Linked DNA regions of Homo sapiens: region 2 is linked to region 1. The links are chromatin loops, found by intact Hi-C in ENCODE. Cell type or tissue: MCF 10A. All regions are shown on one strand. Links, peaks and the distances in the headings refer to the core of each region. The heading gives the core; the rest is flanking DNA. Region 1 has its middle 140 kb from the start of SLITRK6. Region 2 has its middle 200 kb from the start of SLITRK6.

Evidence for each region. A loop is a pair of places that touch in the nucleus more often than their neighbours do. Peaks named below come from ENCODE experiments on the same cell type or tissue, not always from the same donor. Only the 100,000 strongest peaks of a DNase experiment are listed, where the experiment ranks them.
Region 2: it touches region 1 in a loop (13-fold over the local background); 1 of 110 quality-filtered maps calls a loop at or near these places.

Annotation. Positions count from the first base shown.
Region 1 is chr13:85,656,121-85,664,469 of GRCh38, forward strand. No RefSeq gene overlaps it. Among named protein-coding and RNA genes, the nearest start is that of SLITRK6, 140 kb to the right of the region's middle. In MCF 10A, for the core only: no CTCF peak of the experiment used is centred there; a DNase peak (open chromatin) is centred at 3,551.
Region 2 is chr13:85,597,946-85,606,294 of GRCh38, forward strand. No RefSeq gene overlaps it. Among named protein-coding and RNA genes, the nearest start is that of SLITRK6, 200 kb to the right of the region's middle. In MCF 10A, for the core only: no CTCF peak of the experiment used is centred there; no DNase peak of the experiment used is centred there.

The DNA.
Region 1 (8,349 bases), core at 175-8,174:
TGTAAATTACCAGGCAATAAGTTGAAGGCATTATTATAGAAATGTAGTATAAAATAATGGTGAAGAGATTAAATTTTAAAATTTTGCGGTCAATCATATCTAGGTTTTAGTTACAGCTTGTTTACTTAACACATGAGTGATGTTTGGCAAATTAGTCTTATTTTGTTTCTTCATCTTTATAAGAATGTAACAAAACATCACATGTAAGTCACTTGGCAGGTTTCATAGATCTGAATAAGAATTCATTAAATATCAAGAATTATCATTTCTAATAGTCTTTCTTTTTGAAGGCTATATGAAGAAAATATATCTGTGGTCTTAATTGATGAATGGTTATGCGGCACCTGAAAACTGTTTTATGTGACATAATCTTGTGATTTTTGTAGCCGTTTTTGCTTCCATTTTTATTTTACTGCAAAAATTTTAGAGCTCTGTATGTACCTGCTTCTAGAAATGGAATTTGACATTATGACTTTCCTGTACTCTTTTTGAAAATAATTTCACCTTTGGCTCCTGTTTAAAATTAACTAGTTTATTACTACTCTGTGAAGCACCTGTGCCAGTGAAAAAATCATATAAAAAGTCAGAAGCCACTCTGTTTAATCAAGTAAAAGGTGCTTAGGATAATATTAGGGGTTTAAAACCACTGAAAGATCAAGAGAGTGGTAGTGAAGAGAGCTTCCACAATAGAGGATTTCACACCAACGTTGTCAAATTGAAGCAGTGAAATCTGTTTCTCAGGAGCTAGTTTGTAAATTTCTGCAGTTGCCAAGATTCTCTAAGGAGGTCCTACCAACTACTTAGGTTGCAGTGATGAAGTAAATAGTTCTCAAGAGCCGGGAGACATGCTGTAAATCTCTCCTCTGCATAAGCTTCAGGATGCAACTGCTTCTCAGAAATAATGGCTTCTGTTTCACTTCTTTGTGCTAAATCACACGTGAACGCCTGTTATTGGCACACTCCAACTAGGAACCACATACAGGGAGGAGGATTCTGGGAAAAATAATCTTTAGCTTTAGAAAAGAGTGGTGGTGCCTAATGGGCAACAGGTAAGGAAACACATCACCTTAAATACTGTTTCATTCATTCAACACAAATCTAGAGTATCTAGTACATGCTTGCCAGATACTCTGAATACAATGCATGTCGTTTCTGATATAAGGAACTTTAAGGAAGGCAGTAATTGGGCTAGATGTCATAAGAATAGTGAGTACTGTCAAGGAGAATTCCAGAGGGTTGGAAAAGAAGTTAACAGGTATAAATATTACTAGGGGTAGAACAGTGGAGTTAAGGAAATAAAGTCATGTTAGTCTTCTGTAAGCACTAGATGTTTAAACTGAGAACTAAAGGAGAAGGAGTCAAAATATCATTTATTATTTACCTGGCAACTTTCGTTTATTTCCTTTGTTCTTACAAAAATCATGAGACAATTATGAGTGTCTCCATTTGACAGATAGAGAAACTTATCTAAAGTCACACAGCTAGTAAAGGGCAGAACAAGAATGTGATTGAAAAGTTTACTAATTCAGTGTTCTATGCTTTCCATTCTTCTATACTGACTCTCATATCATCCAGGGTTACATTAATAAAGCAGGTACAATACAAACAATATGGAGAGAAAAATTAACTTTGTTGTTTTAAGAATTGTAGGTATAAATGATAATCTCACAAAAGCATAAAATTAAATTTTATATATTTATTTAAATGCAAATGCAGAAAAGATACATGTGATGCAGTAGAATGTAATTTAACTCATGCTTGTATATGTAAATGGAGGAAGAAAAAATGAAAAATATATGGAGAGAGAAAGAAGAAATGAAAGAAGGAAGGAAGGAAGGAGGGAGGGGGGAAGGAGGGAGGGAAGGAAGGAAGGAAAGAAGGAAGAAAGGAAAGAAGGAAGGAAAGAAAGAAGGAAAAGACATTTTCTGCTTTCTCAGTTTATTCAGTCAACAAAGATAATTGATGATCACCATAAGCCTGTCCCTATTCTAGGAGTTGGTGATAAAAAGCTAAATGATTTATGACACTTGCAGTCAAGGCCTGAGAGGAGAGGCAGGTAAGTAGTTAATGATGACAGATGTTACTTGAATGTGTCCTCCCATCTCCCTTTCTCTTCTGATATGTACTCTCCTACCTGTGTCACTTAGTTTCTCTGTATTTTAGTGCTTTCTGCTAGCCTCTCCATAACTTTTACTTTCATTCCACAACCAGCCCACTCAAAATCTTTATTATTATAAAACCATTCAAAACATTAAACAACCCTGGTTTAAATATTAGAAGAGCATGTGATAAAATCTATAAGGAATATGTTATGAATAACTAAGTGTGTCTTAAAGTATTAGATTTTCCAAATTTGGTTGTATATTAAAGAATTTATTTGTTATAACACAATTATGCCAGAACATCAGGAGCTTTATCTGAAAAGTAGGTATTTCTGCACCTTGATAATTATAGTACAGAAGTTGACTTACTATCCATTTTCATCTCCATCACAAAATTATTGACCCAAATCAGCCAGACCAAATAAGTCCTATACCTGAAAGTTCAGTTCTCTAATACACTGAATGTCTAGAATCTTTATTTCTGGAAGTACTTCTTACTGGGAACATTATAAATAAAAATAGATTAAATAAAATACAAATTCCTTGTGTAAGATAATAGTGAAAATGCTCTATAAATATAAAGCATTATCCTAATTATCAGCTTAGAAGTATATTATATTGAAATAAGCCAAAGAAGGGGTAGGAATTTATGTCACTCATGGTCCAACCAAAGAAACATAATCCAACTCAGATAATTAAATAGAGAGAATTCAATAGAAGAATCTAATCATGACAGTTGCAAAAAGATGCAATGGCCAAGAAGGTGAAACACAAATTAGCAACAGATTAAGGTACTTCACCCACTGGGCTCAAGGTTCAAAAAGAGGAGTGGATGTTACCAGAACTCAGCAACTTGAACTGCCTGGTGGATTCTAAAGCTAGCAGTTGCTTCTCAGAGAGGGCATGTAGTCACTGCCAGAGGTGTCACCTGAAGTGAAGAGGGAGATAGTGCCTTGGCTTCCTTCACCTTTTGTCCTCCAGTCTCCTTCCAGAGCATCCCAGTGATGAAATTTAACTGAAAGATAGTTCCCAGTGGAACCAGGAAATACAGTTTACAAGGGTCATCCCTTGAAACTCAGAGCAGAGTTGGGGGAAAGTGAGGTTTCCAAGCAAACAAGCAGTGACTAGCAAAACACCATTTTGAAATGGTTACTCTTTTTTTCCTCATTTCCTAAAATTGTTATGAACATTAACTTACATCTTTGTTAATACTATTATAAATGAGTTAAGACATGCTCTGAAATGAATTGTGTATTTTTTAATAAAAAATCAATTTCTCAGCTTGATGAATCTATTTGTACATGGTGTCCACATATTCCAATGATTATAAATAGAAGTCCGTGTTGTTTACCTGGTTAAAACTCAAAAAGGCTTCCCAATGAACTTAGAATGAAGTAGACAGTTGGCACTCTTTTCTTCTGGGCCCTCTGAGGCTCTTGCCAACTCTTACGAAACCATGTCTCATTACTTTCCCCTCAAGCTACTGAATTCCTCTTGCTCTGGCTGTCTTCCTCTTTCTAAAACAAATAAAACTTTTCCTTCATCATAATATATTTAAATTTGCTGACTGTTTTGCCTGCTATACTTTCTTCGTATATGTTTTAGCTGGCTTAGCATTGAGGAATCAGCTAAACTTCCACACCCTCGGAGTAGGCTATGTGTCTGTTCTACCTAAGGAAGTCTTCTTATCACTCTTCCATGAAAGTCAGTCACTTTCTACATAGCATATTCCAATATCTGATATTTTCTTTTTTTGCTTGTTGGTTTCCACTAGAGTTGAAAACTCTCCCTATATAGAGACTTGTCTTGGCTTCTAATGAATCTGGTCCCCAGCAACTAAAAGAAAATGTTTGGCACATATGGACACTTCATAAATATTTATTAAATGCATAAATACATACATGAATGAATATTGTATTGCTGGACTTTAAGCTCCTATTTTGTTTCCTTCATCTGGCCCTGCTTTGCTTGCTGCCTTAAGAGGCTTGCCACCTCCCCTAAGAAAAGATACATTTAAAATTGATTGTTTAAGTACCAAGTCACTATCTAAACAGATAAAATTGGTTCACATGGTTATTCTTTTTAAAAATCAGCTACCTAGATCTCTCTCTCTCTTCCTTTGCTTCAGGAATGGATGTGGTCAACAGATTCTCCAAATCTCACTCCGGATTTCCAGAAACGTTTTATGGATTTTTTTCATAAAATTCGAAACTTAGATTCAGAAAAAGAAAAACTCATGCAAGTGTCTTCAACTCAGCTAGCTTTTCAAACTGAATTTTCTCCAAAACAGGGAGTATTGAGTGCTTGCTCAGCTATATTTAAATTGGTACTTGGTCTCCCCTTTGTACTTTCATCTAGGTGTGTCTAACTTCCTTGGCAAGGAATTCCAATGTGAGAAATGTTAAAAGATAAATTTTAGACAAATTACATTTAACAGATTTTATTTGAGCGTTGAACAATTCATGAATCAGACAACAGCCAGAACCAGAAGAGGTTCAGAGAACACTGCCCAGCAGCATGAGCAGCAAGCTTTTATAGGGTGAGCATGGAAGCAAAGTACAGAAACCACCTGACTGGCTACATCTATACATCTCCCTTACTTGGGCATGGTGTGATGAGGCATTTGTCTTATTTGGTCATGGTCTGATCAACTGACTGCCTGTGATTGGCTAAAATTCAGCAGTTTATTACAAAATATACTCTTAAATTAGGGTTTAGTTTGTTTACACACTAAAATAGTTTTCAGTTTGTTATTTAGTAATTCAAAGTACAGAGACAGCTTTAGGCTGGCAGCCTCCTTTTAATTAATTTAACAGGAAAAATGGATGGTAGCATAAAAAACTTGCTCTCTTTTCCCTAACACTGATTTTCCACTACATTCTTATCTAGTGCATTTTTTAATTTCTTCTTTTTTATGCAAATGCAATAGTATAAAAATTGAACATGTGATAGAAGTTGTTAAAAATGTTTACTATTTGGCCGGGCATGGTGGCTCACGTCTGTAATCCCAGCACTTTGGGAGGCTGAGGCAGGTGGATCATGAGGTCAGGAGATCGAGACCATCCTGGCTAACATGGTGAAACCCTGTCTCTACTAAAAATACAAACAATTAGCCAGGCATTGTGGCGGGCACCTGTAGTCACAGCTACTCAGGAGGCTGAGGCAGGAGAATGGTGTGAACCCAGGAGGTGGAGCTTGCAGTGAGTGGATATTGCACCACTGCATTCCAGCCTGGGCAACAGAGCGAGACTCCATCTCAAATAAAAAAAAGTGTTTATTATCCAAAAAAGATAAAACAATGAAAAAACAGACATGAAATCATGGCAAACAAAGCTATGATAGATGAATGAACTGTATGCCTTTCCTCTACAGTTGGCCATTGAATGCTCAGTTTATATGCTGAAGGAAAGTCTGTCCTAGGCCTTTTTGTTTTAATTTTTGTTACATGTATCTTTAAGTCTACTTATTAGAAAAATGAACCTCATATGGTTTGTATAACTGTGGCTTGTTTTCCCACCCCTTTCCATGGTGTAGTCCCTAATGCTGTATTTGAGTCTCATCTCTCTTTCCTTCCCATCTCTCTGAAACTTCCATTCTACTGTCTTAATAATAGCCTTGGCTCCATTCCCACTCTTCTTTCAGCTCTGGCTTGTGTCTTGCTTTCCCCCTGGCTCCAAGCCCTGTTCCCACCATCTTAGCCCTTCCAACTTCAGCTCCTTCAGTAATTTTCACTGCACCCCACCTCTAGCTACAAATTTACATTCTGTTTTGGCAAACATCCACACTTTCCTGCCCAATCCCAACTGCCTAATATACAGTGCCATTAAAATCTCAGAAATTAATCTTGAATTCTTTCAACTCTTCATAGATTTAATTTTTCCAAGTTATGTGTATTACTGGAACTATTCTTAATATCACTTTGACTTCCAAACATGTAGTTCTTTGGGCCACATGACCCATAACCTCAAAAACTAAATTCTGTATTTTCTGCCTTCTCTCTTATATTATTATTATTTTTCCTTAAAAAAAGCTCCATTTCTTTTGGCCTGGAGATGTTAAATTAATTCCAACATGATACTTTAAAACCTCTCAGCTGTAATGCCTTACCACAATCACAGACAAACCTGAAATCTTCCCAACACATATCTTGTCCAAATAGTAGCTTGTTCCTTTTTATTTTCAAGTTTCCAAGTCCAGTAACATATTTCTCTTTCCTACAAATTCCATTCCTCTTCTCATAGGCATTGTCTGGAACTGGGTAACATCTTTCCTGTTATTCCCATGAATTATTTTTATTTGCACTGTTCAGCAAAAGAAGCCACACATATTCATCCTCTGGCTTCACAGAGTGGCTGTGATTTTTTTTCCTGCTCATTCACTTCTGTGCTGTCAATCTCACATCCCTGACAGGGAGGGCTCAGTTCCACTCACACAGAATTCCATACCAAACCTCTCATGCTTAAAGGTTACCAAAGTTCAAAAAATTTTTCATATGAGCCCCCAAAGGAAAAATTAATTCTTTGTGTTAAGGAGTTTGTGATATGCACTGCTGTCCAAAGTATGAGGCCAATTCAGGCATCCATCTTGCCTGAACCCAAGGATCTTGCCTGGAGTAGAAGCTCTTTCTTACAAAACAAGTGGCAGATTCTGCTGAGTACAGCCTCTGGCTGCAGGGGCAGGTCTGGTCAAACACAGGACAAGCCGCAGGAGCTAGAAAATTACCATGTGGGGAGAGTGATGGGGTGGACTTGGTAGACAGATACCTCAGATCTTTCAACTCTTAGGTGGACAAGCACTAAGTTGGCTTCTAAATACATTTCTAAAGGTCCCCAGTGGGACTGGGCCCAGGTTTACCACAGCAGTAAATTTCTCATGGAGGCACACTGTATTGATTATCTCCCCTTATCTCTCTCATTTCTCCTTTTCTTCATGATTACCACATAAACCATCTGCACTCACATTCATGTCTCAAAGTGTGTTTCTGAACTCTAAGAGTAAGACTGCCATTTAATTTCCATCCTCTCCATTATTCTGTAGCATACTTTTACATGCTCATTCAAGTTACCATCGAAAAGTTGATAAAAAGTCTGAAAAAATCCGGTGAGGTTAGAAACTCATAATTGTACTAGTTACTAAGTAAAGACTACTGTTTTTTTCCTCAGTGTGATGACATTACATTTATTATCTTCATCATTATAAATTGTTTACTCATTGATAATTAACTTTATGACCACATTTCTACTCAGCAGTCTTTTTTGTAGGCATTTAGTTAGCCCATATTTCAATGAGGATTTAGTGCAGATATGAATGTTGTTAATATTGGTTTTCCCAATAAATAGGAGCTTTCAGCGCCTAATATTCCCCAGTCATCATCGTGAGGGCTTTATGAATATTTACACATTTCATCTTTAAAACAATCCTACGAGACAGGTAGTATCATTATCCTGGTTTTTCAGAAGAGTTCTGAGGCAAAGATAATAAGTAGCACGGCCAAGGGATGACAGTTAATGAGTGGCAGAGCCAGGAATAGACTCTCCCTTCCCCCGTCACTGCAATCTCTCTTTAGTACCCATGTACTTAACCATTATGCTGTATCAGTTATACATTTTCCAATAAAATAAAACTTAAGTTATCCAGAATAAAAAGTCATCCAATTAAAGAGATTTATTTTAGCATAATGAGCTACTAACGACAACAAAAAATTCTTAGCTGTCAGATTTTCCTCACCAGTATTGTTTACACTGAAATGCCTGCTATTTAGTCTTTAATTGGTATACATAAGCAATCCCATTTCTGTATGCATTTACTAATTTCTTTCTTATCACTAATGTTTTATGAGGTTACAAGGAAATATCATATTACACAATACCCAGCATTTATGTTGAAAAAATATTCCATATTGAACAACTTTGCAACCTCCTTCCTTTAGACATCTGTGACATTGATCTCATTCATTTCAACCCATTCTCCCTGTAGTACCTGCCCCCAGTGAGTCTCCTTGTCAAAATACCCCTGTGGACTCCTGTTTCTTTCTTGGAACTTATGGAAAAATAATATTACAAAAATGAATTATTACTTCAAAGAGGTTGATTAAATAATAAAAATGAACACAAAAAGCACAAGAGTAACAATAACAAAACTCTTTAATATTCTACAATTATAATGAGAAAGTTAATATGTGTATATTCTACCATGTGCCACACAGTATGCTATGCATTTTATAGATGATATCTTACCCCGCTCTAAC
Region 2 (8,349 bases), core at 240-8,239, 58 kb before region 1:
TTCATGATGAGTCACGAAAACAAAATTTTGTGGATTGGTAATGTGTGGGAGCTTAAGGAGGCCCAAAGCAGTGAGGACAAGGAAAGCATGTTATGTCTGCTACTCAGTAAGCACAGGTGTTGATGCCCCTGAATCATCGTGTTCAAGCCAGAATTTGCTTTGCTGACAGAATAGCAATAACATCATGGATTGTGTTGTTCAAAAAATATGTTGAAGTATTAACTTCCAGTACCTGAGAATGTTAACTTATTTAGAGGTAAGGTTAAAATCCTGACCTCCAGAACTATGAGACAATGTGTTGCTGCTGCTTAAGCCACATAGTTTGTGGTACTTTATTACATCAGCCCTAGGAAACTAATTCAGATGATGTAAGAAACATGAAAGCACAGGGAACACTATTAAATGTTTTCTTTCCTGTATTACCTCCCTGTATTACTTCTGCATAGTTGTCAACCTCTAATGCTGGAAATGGCTACACAGGAAGGAAAAGAAAAACAAAGTAACCCATAGTTTCTTTTCCTTTAGTTCTTTCTTGTTTCTCAGTAAAAGGCAGAATGTTGATATAATGTGCAAATATCAAAAAGGGAAAAAAAAGAGTTAAGTCAGATTGGGTAGCATGTCCAGTGTTCTAGCAAGAACAAAATAAATATGCAAGTATGAAATATAAGTTGTTTATTAATTGCACTCTGGTTTTTATTATCCATCTGTGGGGTATTGATGCAACTGAGATATAAACATCAGATTCCATTATTTTCTTATTTATTATTTTATGCATACATTATAGATGCCTCAGTCATCACACCAGTTAATGCAACCTCCTACATTGACAAATTTTTCCAGGAAGACAAGTCAATTTTTTTTTTCCATTTGGATCTTCACCTTATGCTAGAGGGTGGGTCTGCCCTCCTGAAGACACAAGATGAGACCCTAATGCTCTAGTAGTCAGCAAGTGATCTCATCTAACTACTTCCTCTCCTGGACCATTCCCAGCATCGATATGGTGGTTGGGTTCTGAGACAGATTTAGGAAGGCAAAAAGGATTATTTGGGTTATAATCCCAAAGAAAAGAAAAGCGTCAAAGCTTGATTGGGCAGGGCAGCCATCAAATTAGAAACAGTCCTGACAAAATCTTTTCCCTGAGAAAAGAATATATTGGCTAAGAAGCTGAAGCAGACCCTGAGGCAGCTAATCATTGTGTTCAAAGCTGGGCAGAGAGTCTTTCCCAAAAAAGTATTTAAGCAAAAAAAGCTGTGTTTTCCACATTACCTACTTTTTCTATCAACATTTCAAAAGGAAATTTGTAAGTATTAAATATTATATTGCAGTAATAACCGGAAGTTTACCTTTTTGAGAAAAGTTCCCATCCACCTTAGCAGTTCTTACTTAAAAAAATGGTTAGTAGTCTCAATTCTTCTTGCTAGCAGAGAAGAGACAAACTTAATAGGTCAAGAAATCTTTAAGTCTTTGAAGGAGAATGGTGTCTTGGAATAAAAAAAAAAACTAATTTTAATGAGAATATCACATATATTCTCATTAAAAATCTATCTTAGATCTAAATTGGTGTTTTCATCAAATGCTAGGAGAAGTGTGGTAGCTGTTATCAGAATTACAGTGAGATTCTAGATTTTTTGCATAACGAGTGTAGAGTATATAAACTCAATATATTTTTGCTAAATTAATTAGGATTGGGAAAATACATTGTGGAACAAGTAAAACATTGTCAGAACTCAATGCAATACAAAATTAATTTCTCCTTTTTTTCATAACTCTTTAAGCTAATTAAGTCCTTGTCCACCAAAGACAGGAAGCCCTCTAGTCCAACTTCCTTTCATCTATTAGAATTACCTCTACACAATGCTGGAGGTTGGGCCTGGTCAGAGGTGATTGGATCATGGAAGTGAATTTTCCCTTTGGTGTTGTTCTCATGATAGTGAGTTATCATGAGATCTGGTTGTTTAAAAATGTGTAGCACCTCCCACTCCTCTCTCTTTCTCTTGCTCCTGCCATGTAAGACATGCCTGCTTCCCCTTCACCTTCTGCCATGATTGTAAGTTTCCTGAGGCCTTCCAAGCCATGCTTCCTGTAGAGCCTGTGGAACTGTGAGTCAATGAAACCTCTTTTCTTTATACATTACCCAGTGTCAGGTATTTCTTTATAGCAGTGCAAGAGCAGACTAATACCCTGAAGGACAGGATTTATACATGATTGCAAAACTGAAATAATTATTAGTTACTTCACTGGCTATCAGTATAGAAGTGTGCTAGAACACTGAGGAAATTTTACATTTCTCATTACCATAGAAATCAGAAATACATGGCCGAATTACAATATTTATTATGGTGTACCATGAGATGTGATGCAGTAAGTGCTATTAAACAAAATAGAATATCATACATGCAATTTGTTGATCTGTTAAGGACATGTTAAGTTTAAAATATAATAGTGTATTTAATAGCCCTAAACAATATTATTGAGATTTTTAACTTATATGGTCCTTTAAACAATATACTGTCTGTATCAGCTTCATTTTACCTTTGGTGTACCATTGGTCTTTCCCTAAAGAGAGTACAATGACTAAAACCCAGATTGTGATTTATCTTTCTGCAAGAACCTGTCCCATGCATTTTGCAGCTTTTCTTGTAAAGTAGATCGATTATCTATCTGGCGGTACTCAGTTTTCAGCCTTACATGGATGTGTTGGAGGCCAAATTGCATGTGCCTTCTTTACACTGGGCAGGTGCTCTCCAATGGACTTAGTTGTCAGCATTGTTTCTTATAAACAGCTTGTAAGAACTCCTTGTAATGTTGAGTTTATACGTTCTGAACATTATTATTATTATTATTATTTTGATACGGAGTTTCACTCTTGTTGCCCAGGCTGGAGTGCAGTGGCACGATCTCGGCACACCGCAACCTCTGCCTCCCGGGTTCAAGTGATTCTCCTGCCTCAGCCTCCTGAGTAGCTGGGACTACAGGCATGCACCACTAAGTCCAGCTAATTTTGTATTATTAGCAGAGAGGGGGGTTTCTCCATGTTGGTCAGGCTGGTCTCGAACTCCCAACCTCAGGTGATCTACCCACCTGGGCCTCCCAAAGTGCTGGGATTACAGGCGTGAGCCACGGTGCCCGGCCTGAACATTATTTTAATAGCTATAGAACTATAAGCAATGGATGTGCCATGATTTATTTCATAAATCCTTTTAGATTGACTTTAGTATTGATTGGATGTATGTTTTTTCTGTTGTAGAGTTGCATCAAATAACTCTGGACAAAATATTCACCCATTTCTTAAACATCCACCCATTTCGTAAACATTTCTTGTGATGAACTCTTAAACTAGATGTAGAATTGCTGGATCAGAATAGACTTAGAGATTTTAGAAACACTTTAGTCTTTCGGATCATCATCAGGCCCATGAAAGCATCCTGTATTTTTCGTTTGCACTATGTTAAGCCAAACACTGACCACTGCATATGTAAAAACAAATTTTAAAACATAATTGGTCAAAAATTGTGTAGTAGTTAATTTTCATTGTAGAAAAAAATAAAATAAAGAAAAATTTAAAGGAAAAATAAATGTACATATATGTTTGAGAATTTTATAAATGAGGAAAAAAAATTAAAAAATTGTCCTGTGGAATATGTGGACCTATTACTAAAAATAGCTTCTCAAAACGTTGTTAGCACCTCCTAGTTCTCTCTCTTTCTTATTACTCACCATCTGCAACCTTGTCCTTACAGAGTTTTTTACAGTAATGTCATGCTTATGTTTACAGATCTCAGCCTCACATCCTCAATAGAACATTCCCAACCCTCTTCACAGTGTACACACAGGCACTCTCTCTTTGTTACACACACACACACACACACACAGACACACACACACACACACCCTTTCCCTTATTCGGGGGTGAGGGGAACAAGAAGAAGCTATGAGGCCCCAATCTAAAATGATAAAGAATACTGCTCCATTATGCAGTATATATATTATGTATTAGTTTGCTCGGTTGTTCCACATTTTTGCCTTTAAATCATATATTTCTCTAACATTTTAGTTGCTAAGTTTAAAGCCATGGTTTATTCTATGTATAATGGGATAAAAGTCCTTATTAGTAGGTCTTTAATACGCATCTATATGTGTGTTATTTCAGGGGAATTTGAAAGGCAGGCTTTCTTCCTCAATAAGTCTTCCCCAAATCTCCATGTGTCTTAATTTAATTTCTTTAAATCGCATTTTGGAGTGCAGTTTTTATTGGTTTTAAATTGTAAATACCTCTGGATTGGTAACAACTTTGTCACAACACTTGGAATGAGAAATTTATAACAGCCCTGTCCTGCTTGTGAAAAATACGTAGAAACTCCCCAAATTAAGAGGACTCAGGTTAATCATATTTAATATATATGCTAAATTTATATAAGTATAGCTATGTGTATATAACATATTGGTAAGCATAATTATTTGAACACTTTTAAAGCTCAGATGTTAAGATATGAATACTTCATTTGCTTAAGTTTACAGGATTACTCTGAGGAGTAATCCTATAAAATAAGTAACACTGTTATCACCATTGGGTAGATGAAGCTTAGGAGAGAGAATTGGAGTAAAGCCATTCGACCAATAAAGGTTAGAGCTGAAATTGAAATCTAAGCTTAGTCGACTACTGTGACCAAAATTTTAAGTACAAGAGAAAGCATATAAAATAATTCCAGAATCCTGGATATTACTTTAGATGGACAGGCCTCACTAGGAAATTATAAGGGAAAGCAGAAAAGTCAAGAACCAGTCCAATTTAGCCACTATAAAGTAACTTTTATAGAAGTACTAAATGGTAGAAAGGTAAAAATAATAATAATAATAATTTACTGTTTTGCTTGGCTGAACTTATTAACTGGCTGCTGTCTCAAATTCTATAAGTTTGCAGTTTATTTTTCATATTTGAAATCAATTATTAAATCACATGTTTTTGTTTGTTTGTTTGCTTGCTTGTTTTTGAGATGGAGTTTCACTCTTGTTGCCCAGGCTGGAGTGCAGTGGCACGATCTCGGCTCACTGCAACCTCCACCTTCCGGTTTCAAACGATTCTCCTGCCTCAGCCTCCCCAGCAGTTGGGACTACAGGCACATGCCACCACGCCCAGCTAACTTTTTGTATTTTTAGTAGAGACGGGGTTTCACCATGTTGGCCAGGATGGTCTTGATCTCTTGACCTTGTGATCCGCCCACCTCAGCCTCCCAAAGTGCTGGGATTACAGGCGGGAGCTACCGCACCCGGCCCACATGCTATTTTTTACTCCTACCTTCCAACTAGAACAAAATGCCCACTGTTTGTTAAACTTTCCACATAGATATTCATTTCTTAATTCTATCATTATTTATTAGGTGACTGCTGTTTTCCAGCCACTGTGATAGATGGATGAAATAGTTACATAAATCAAAAGTAAACATTAAGAGTGATAAGGACAGGGATAGAGATATGCGCAGCTTACTGCAGAATATTTAAGATGGAGTTCCTTACGCAGAAGTGGCAAAAACATTAAGCCAAGGAATTGAAACACTGCTTCACTCTTTCATAGTGTTTTTGTGAGTACCACTTCTAAAAAGAAGTTCTTATTTAATGTAGGTAAAGGCTTTAAAATCCAAAACTCTCAAAAAAGTATAAACTAAGTAAAAAAGATTAATTTCAAGAAACAAACAGATACGCATTGAATTTATTGCTAAATAAGTTCTGCTTTTTTTACAAAGTTAGATACTCAAAATGAAGTCCTCTGTAGTTTTTCAGCTTTAGAACTATTACTAAATAGGCATTTTCCACTGTCAATCAAATTATATAGTTTTTATTTTAAAAGAGTCATTGGAAATGTAATTCTCTGGTGAAGGCTTATTACTCATGGAATCCTGAGGTTAAGGAGCAGACAAGTGACAGACATTGGTTAGCACTGCCATTGTGCTTTCTGCATGGGCCCTTAAATTATAGATAGTTAATTAGATTGAGAAGACTTAGCATGTTAGAAAAACAATATGAGAGAATGACAACTTGAGAAAGACCAGACCACAAATTAAGGTGTAGTCAGTTTGTTGCAATGTGTAACTGAGGGCATTGGTTCAGCGAAAAATGATAACTTTTCTAAAACAAGAATTAGTAGTCTATATAAGGATGCATTTGATACAGCAAAACACAGCACAATGAAGTAACAAAAAATTTCTGTCTTATGCGAATTGACTATATATATATATATATATATATATATATATATATATATATATATATATATAAATAAAGAACCTGGCATTTAAATTTTGACTTTTGCATTTGATTGACTCTGTCTATTATCAGTTTGCAGATTTTATGTTTCTACGTAACTAAATAAAGCACCTGATTCTGTTTCTCAATGTTTCTCTAACAAATCAAGAAAAAACCTGTATCTTTTGAAATAGGAACACTCTTAATAGATAAAGTGTCCTAAAACAAAACCGCCTTGGGTTTTTATGATACAATGTAGAATTAAATGAGTAATTTAAATTTGCATGCTCATTGGCTTGATGCCACGGTCCTGTAAAATTGCCAGCTTTACTAGTCTTAAAACTAAGGAGATAAGTAAGACTAATATTCTGAGTACCATTAATCTTTTCCGTTGAATTGTTTACCTGGGAGACGGATGAGTACATAGATCCTGTACCAGCAACTTTATCTAAATTGTTTCTGTGTCACCTTGATATTTCAATACCTAAAAATATTAGCTGGAAGAGATAATCTATAGAAGACCTCAAATTGCCAGGGTTTATTTTAACCCGCTACACTCCCCTTGTAGTTGTTGATAGTTTGTTGAATTAAGAATCAGAAGCATATTCTTTTAGGCATTTTTCTATCCAACTTTAACTACAAAATAAGATGTGACATTGACATTATTTTGCCTATATTAGAATTGATGTTAGAATTTAAACCATAGCTTATGATGTATTTATTTCCTAATTAATATTTTTCCACAGTGAAGAAAAAGTTAAATATTATTCACCAAATACTTGATCTAACAGACAAGTTGGCCAGATGTGGTACCTTACACCTGTAATCTCAGCAGTTTGGGAGGCTGAGGTGGGCAGATTACTTGAGGCCAGGAGTTCGAGACCAGCCTGGCCAGTATAGTGAAACCCCATCTCTACTAAAAATATAAAAGTCGGACATGGTGGTGCATGCCTGTAATCCCAGCTACTCGGGAGGCTGAGGCAGGAGAATTGCTTGAACCCAGGAGGCAGAAGTTGCAGTGAGTGGAGATCATGCCACTGTACTCCAGCCAGGTGACAGAGTGAGACTCTGTCTCAAAAATGATAATAATAATAATAATTAGTAATAATATAGAAGTTGACAAACATTTTTGAAAGGGCCAGAAAATGGCAAGATAGGAGATGGATCATGTACAGCTTTGTGGGTGAGAATTTTGTTTAATTCTTTATCTAATTCAAGCTCGTCCAACCTGTGGCCTGTGGACTACATGCGGCCCTGGACAGCTTTGAATGCGGCCCAACACAAATTTGTAAACTTTTGTAAAACATTATGAGACTTTTTGCAATTTTTTTCTTTTTTAGCTCATCAGTTAGTGAATTTTATGGGTGGCCCCATAAAATGTAGCCCAGGGAAGCCAAAAGATTGGACACACCTGATAATTGAAACTCATAATGTATTTGAAGTAGAGGAGTTAATATGATCTGATTTAGGCTTTAATAGTTTGTGTCAGCTGCCGTGAAGAGACAGCAATACGGAAAACAGTGAGAAAACTAATGTAATTGTCTACAAGGGTAATAATGGAGCTTGAGATAGGGTGTTGGTAGTGACAGTGGCAAAAAGGGGACAAATTAGGATACATTTTAGAGATAGACTCAACAGGATTTTCTGATGAATGAAAGAAAATGGGATGGAAATATGAGAATCACAGATAACTACAAGATTTGGTTTGACCCACTGAGTGTTTGCTCATGCCTGTGTTGAGATGAGACCTGAAAAGAAACAGGTTTTTTGTGGGGGGAGCTGGTTAACAAGGGTTCGGTTTTGATCAAGCTGTAAGTGAAACATCAGTTAGATATTCACATGGAGAGGTCAAGTATGCAATGGAATATACATGCCTGCAGTTCCAGAGAAAATGTATGGGCTGTAAAAACGGATTTGAGATATGAATCTCAAATGTGTGTATTGATTACATTAGAAGCCATAGAATAGGATGAGGTTATCTGCAAAGAATATTTCCATGGCAAAGAAAAGGACATCCATATCAGAGTCATAAGATACTCCAACATTTCAAAGCTTGAACAGAAGAGTAAGAGCCAGTATACGTGATTAAGAAGAGACGGCTTTTGAAGT